Linked DNA regions of Homo sapiens: region 1 is linked to region 2. The links are chromatin loops, found by intact Hi-C in ENCODE. Cell type or tissue: mammary epithelial cell. All regions are shown on one strand. Each heading gives the region's core, and the rest is flanking DNA. Links, peaks and the distances in the headings are about the cores only.

What was found. Peaks named below come from ENCODE experiments on the same cell type or tissue, not always from the same donor. Only the 100,000 strongest peaks of a DNase experiment are listed, where the experiment ranks them.
Region 1: a loop joins it to region 2, with 26 times the contacts of the local background. A loop is called at or near these places in 3 of 110 quality-filtered maps.

Annotation. Positions count from the first base shown.
Region 1 is chr2:129,395,974-129,398,901 of GRCh38, forward strand. No RefSeq gene overlaps it. Among named protein-coding and RNA genes, the nearest start is that of LINC01854, 120 kb to the left of the region's middle. In mammary epithelial cell, for the core only: a CTCF peak has its summit at 1,429 (motif pointing left); no DNase peak of the experiment used is centred there.
Region 2 is chr2:128,170,874-128,173,801 of GRCh38, forward strand. UGGT1 (UDP-glucose glycoprotein glucosyltransferase 1) reads left to right here. Exons shown (of 41, transcript NM_020120.4): 28 at 332-411; 29 at 1,700-1,889; 30 at 2,908-2,928. Among named protein-coding and RNA genes, the nearest start is that of UGGT1, 81 kb to the left of the region's middle. In mammary epithelial cell, for the core only: a CTCF peak has its summit at 1,520 (motif pointing right); no DNase peak of the experiment used is centred there.

The DNA of each region.
Region 1 (2,928 bases), core at 170-2,669, 1.2 Mb after region 2:
GTTTATACTGTGATTCTCCTATAAAGTAAAACAGGGATCCTTGGAGAAATGGCTGTTTCTAGGGTTGATACAATACAGGAATATGCAATATGGGTCTGGAGCATCTTGTAATGCCAGAAGTTCTCAAAAACATATAAACCCACACAGATACAGTATATCAACGGAGCACAGAAACCAACTGAAAGAGTTCCCAGTGGTCAAAGCTGGAACAATTAGAGTAGCACAATAAATAATGCAGTATAAAATTTTTAGCTTAAAATATAAAATAAATAGCCATGAGTCCATGCTCATATAAAGAAATTATTGAATAAGTATGGGCAGAGTCCAATCTCTTGTGCAGAATAATTTCAAAAATTGTATGTAGATATTCCCCTAAAGTATGTGGGCTGTTCGTAGTGGCTTCCTGTCAAAGGAATATGGAAATACGGAAAAGGGGAAAATAAGAGTAACTTTAGAGTAGAGAAACCTCACAAACACTCTCAGCCAGGTGGTCAAGGTCAACATCAACAGTAATAGATATAGGTCATGTTGGAATAATGGAGTCTTGATATGATGTACCTCTCTGGTCTTCTTTCCATAAATATGTACATACATATACAAATCCAGTCTGATTTGAGAAAAGCAGCAGACAAAATCCAACAGAGGGCATTCTACAAAATACCCTACCAGGACTCCTCATGAGTATGGATAAAGAATGTTTTGAAAATTCAATTAATATGCCTAATATAACAGATGAAGATAAAGCCCAAGTCAGAAAGCCCAAAGAAAGTAGCAGAAGGAAAACAGAAATATAGCAAAAAATAAGGAAAATATAAAAGGAGAAAGTTCATCAAAAAGCAAGTGTAATAGTCAATTTATTATTTTATTTAACAGCTATTTAGTGAGAGGTGACTCTGTGTCAGGCAATCTTCCAGCACGGGGAAGAGAGCAGAGAAAATGTGATACAAATACCACTGACCTCAAGGATCTGTGTGCTGGGTAGGAAGACAGTTCATTACCATCACTAAGTCAATAGTAGATTGATTAGTTAATGATTAGTAACATGGAGAAGAAATATGCAAGGAAGGCAGTGTTATTTTTAATCAAGTCTTCATGAAAGCCTCTCTGAAACTAATATTTGAGCAAAGAACAGGCAGGAGGATCTGTAGGGGCAATGCCTCGGGCTGAGCTTATGCTTGCTGTGTTTCAGGAACAGTAGGGAGGCCTGAATGGCAATGCAGTCTGCAGATCCACAGGTACTGGCGTGACTGGCATCCATACACCCAGCTTTACACAAGAGGGTTGGACCGCATCAGAGATGGCAAATGTGTAACATGGTCCCTGCAGCTTTCATCACAGCCAGCACTAGAGACAATCCTGATAAGTCACACTCCCTTTTCCAGGTGCACCCTCAAAACCTATTGCCATCATATGCTGCAGCCCACTGCCACCTACAGGCCAGAGGAGACAGAGTTCCCTTCTACAATGCTATGGCTTTCTTGAAGGAAGAGGGAAACATATGAACTCAGTAGTTACCTGTCATCTGGGAGTGTCTTGAAAAAACTGAACTGAATGAATGGGGGCTGAATTAGAATAGGATGAAGAAGAAAGTAGACACCATGTGTAACAGCCAAGGCAGCAGCTTTGAGAGGTAGCAGAACATGCCCAAGTTGAGCATTCTCCAGGGTAGACTCTGGGGACACTGAAGGTTCAGAGAAAGTAGATAGTGAATGTCCCATTGTCCAAAACGTCTGCAAGCTCCAGGCCTAGAACCTCCCATTTGGCCCCCTCACTTTGCTGTGTCTTCCTTCACTTTGTGACAGCACTGCTGTTCATTCTCCTCGTGTCTTCTTTAATATATCAAGTAACCACAGCCTTCTATTGCAAAACATTGCTGTTACTGAAGAAACAAATCTGTCCTTCTCTATTTGCATTCCAAACACTGAATAGAATAATTATATCAATTATAATTTCTCCCAGTTTGACATGGTCCAAGAATAAAAGAGATGAAAAACATTGCAGGGGAATGCCATTACATTATGGCCCTCAAGAGTAAGGGCTTAATTGGTGGTAAAATAAAACATAGTACTAGGTATCAAAAGGCTTTTCTACTAATACCAAATTGCTTTTTCCCAGGGAGGACAGACCGGTACAATTTAATGTCTAGGAGGAAAAAAAAGTGACTTCCCTTCTGCACGTTGAGCAGAGCGCAACAGTCTTTATATGTATATTTAAAGCAAAATTTAAAAAGGGATTCTGTAAGTTGAAATGGGGACATGAGGGAAGGCCCTGATGAAGCTGGAGATATTGAGCCCCTAAATTCTGATGAGGCTTCTTTGCCACTGGAAAAGGCCTCCTAATCCCCAGGAAAAGAGTTCTCCCTCGCACAGGGGTAGCCGTGCCTCTATCCCATCTGAGGGTGTTACCTCTGCATTGCCTGAGGAAACTGCAATGTCCTCCCCTGAGGCAGCTGCCATGAAAGACAATCCACCCCTCCTTGCTTCTAGACTTACAATTCAACTAAAGTCCCAACAGGCTCATAAAGATGAGGAGATGCATTATACTCACCTATTTGATTTTTCAATCAAAGAACTAACAAATTTTTCTAATTATATAGGCAGACATTTGGGAAGCTGTGTGGGAATGGATGTTGAGAGTGTGAGATAATGGTGAAAGAAACACAAAGTTGGATCAAAACAAACTTATTGATATGGGCTGACTAAGCAGAGATTCTGCATTTACTGTTGCAGCTTAGGGAGTTAGAAAAAGGGCACTGATTTGTTGGTTGGTTGGCTGAAACATGAATCAAAAGATGGCCCACAATAAGCAAGTTGGAGATGCCTGAGCTTCCTTGTTTTAACATAGAGGAAGGGATTCAGAGACTTAGGGAGATTGGAATGCTACAGTGGACTTGTCATTTTAGACCTACCCACCCATACTGGGAGGGTC
Region 2 (2,928 bases), core at 134-2,633:
TGGTATCTCTGTTTTTTCATCCTTTGGCATGTGAGCGGTGACTCTGAGGCCTGTAGTTTTTCCATGATCTGCCTGCTGCTTCCCCACAGGAACTGCCTTCGTGTGAGGAGCAGTGAGCTGCAGCAGCCTACTTCCCATTGCTTTTGGCCACGTCCTATGTATGTGTGATGTAGATTGTGCAGTAGAGTTGTGATTTCCAGAAGTTTCGCCAGTGCAGACTCTGTGGCTGTTATCTTTATATCTTTTCTTGAGATATTAATAGCTCAGTGTCAAATAATAAATTTCTGAAGAAAAAAATCCTAAATATTTTGTCATCTGGTTTTCCTTCTAGGTTTTGGCTCAGCTGATAAACATGAATCTGAGAGTATTTATGAACTGCCAATCCAAACTTTCTGACATGCCTTTAAAAAGGTAAAACATGCTATGTAAGAAAACAGTTGAAGAAATTGTACTGAATCCAAGTTCTGATATTGCATGTTAGAGGATCAGATGGATTTATAGGTGGACATCATGTTTGAAATGGTCATTTACTAAATGTTCAGTTTTGCCAAATTTCATTCTAATCAGAAGTTCTAAGAACATAGTGTGTTTGTAGCATTTAGGTGGCATTAACCCAGGCTGCTTGCATTTGTGCCTTTTCTTTCTTTTTTTCGAGATGGAGTCTCGCTCTGTCGCCCAGATTGGAGTGCAGTGGCATGATCTTGGCTCACTGCAGCCTCTGCCTCCCGGGTTCAAGGGATTCTCCTGCTTCAGCCTCCTTAGTAGCTGGGATTACAGGTGCACACTACCATGCCCAGCTAATTTTTGTATTTTTAGTAGAGACGGGGTTTCACCATGTTGACCAGCCTGGTCTCGAACTCCTGACCTCAAGTGATCCGTCTGCCTCACTTCCCAAAGTGCTGGGTTTACAGGTGTGAGCTACCACGCCTGGCCCCATTTGTGCTTTTCATCTTAAAAGAAGAATATTCATTTCAAGTTGGAATATACATGTTAGAGGAAGCTTGCTTAGCTATATATTGTCATGAGCTTTGGAATGGTCATTTATGAAAAAAGTGATACAGAAAGCAGTTAGCGTTGTGGCTATGGGAAATTTCTAACTTGCCAGTGTGCTGTGTTTTATAGGTTAGCTTCTAAGTGGATTGAAACAGCATTTGAAAGTAACCAAAGGGTTCCCAGCTTCCACCATTATTCTCGTATAGGGGAAATGTTTACATTATTAGTGTTTTCAGGACTAGCCTGAGAGCCCAATCAGTATTTAGGAATTGGTTTTAAAGAGAAAAATGAGTCCTCCTTGAAGGGAGGAAAATGCCCAGGACCTAACTGTGACCCTGACAGCCATCCATGTGAACGAGTGGCCTCCGTTCAAGTGATTGGATTTTGGCTTGCAGGTGGACAGTATAGTGGCTGCTGAGTATGAGCTAGAGTACCTGTTACTAGAAGGTCATTGCTACGACATCACCACAGGCCACCACTGAGCACTCCTCCTCAGTGCTGTCCTTGTTTGCCTTTTCTTGCATCTGCAGCAACCACAAGGAGGCATCATAAGGTCAAAGATGGTTTTGGAAACACTTTTCCCAATCTGGAAGGGTACTCCTCCAAATCTAATTTGTTTTAACCAGTTGTTACCTGTGTAAGGGCTGTGCACTCAAGTCCTGTTGTCACATCGAAAATTATCTAACACTTTCCTTTTCAATTTCAGCTTTTACCGTTATGTCTTAGAACCAGAGATTTCTTTCACTTCAGACAATAGTTTTGCTAAGGGTCCAATCGCAAAATTTTTGGATATGCCTCAGTCTCCACTGTTCACTCTGAATTTGAACACACCTGAGAGCTGGATGGTAGAATCTGTCAGAACACCATATGATCTTGATAATATTTATTTAGAAGAGGTAAGACCATATCTATTGCTTCCAAATACCTAATCATGTATAATACAGCAGATTGAATCATAGTCTAGGTGGGCCTCTGAGACATCAGTGTTCAGGTATGATATTTTTTTAAACAACAGCTTTATTCACATGGAACTCATATACCATAAAATTCTCCCCATTAACGTGTACAGTTGAGAGGTTTTAGTATCTTCACGGAGTTGTGCAGCCATCACCACTATGTAATTGTAGGATGTTTTCAGCATCCCCAGTGAAAGCCCCATACTCATTAGCAGTCACTCTTCATTTCCCCAGCCCCTGGCAACTGCTGGTCTACTTTGTATCTCTATGGATTTGCCTATTCTGACATTTTGTCTAAATAGAATCAAATGTGGTCTTCTGTAACTGGCTTCTTTCACATAACAAATTGTTTTCAAGATCCATCCATGCTGTAGTATGTATCGACGCTTCACTCTTTTTAACTTGCCAGATAATATTTTATTTATGGACATATCACGTTTCATTTATCCTTTCACGAATGGACATTTGAGTTGTTTTCACTTTTTGGTTGTTATGAATAATGCTGCTATGAATGTTGTGTGCAAGTTTTTCTACTGATACGTGAGTACAGGATGTCTTTGCATTTAGGTCTTTAATTTTTTTCAACATTTAGTATCTTATCCTCGTTCGTATTTTTAGAATAACGTCCTTATTGTTTTTTTCTCCTTTCTCTTTCCAACCTAGTTTTTATAATTGTATACAGTCATTAACCACCACTATAGCCACGATGCAGAACATTTCCATTACCCCAAAAAGTTCTTTTATACCCCTTTGCAGACAGTAGCCTCCTCTCGCCTGGTTTCAGGCAACAACTGATCTGCTTTCTGTCATTATACTTTTGTCTTTTCTTGAATTTCTTAAAATATGATCATATATTATGTAAGTCCTTTTTGTCTGCTTCCTTTACTTTGCATAATGCATTTCAGATTTATTCATGTTGTCTCTGAGTGCATTCAAGTGATTGGATTTTGGCTTGCAGGTGGACAGTGTAGTGGCTGCT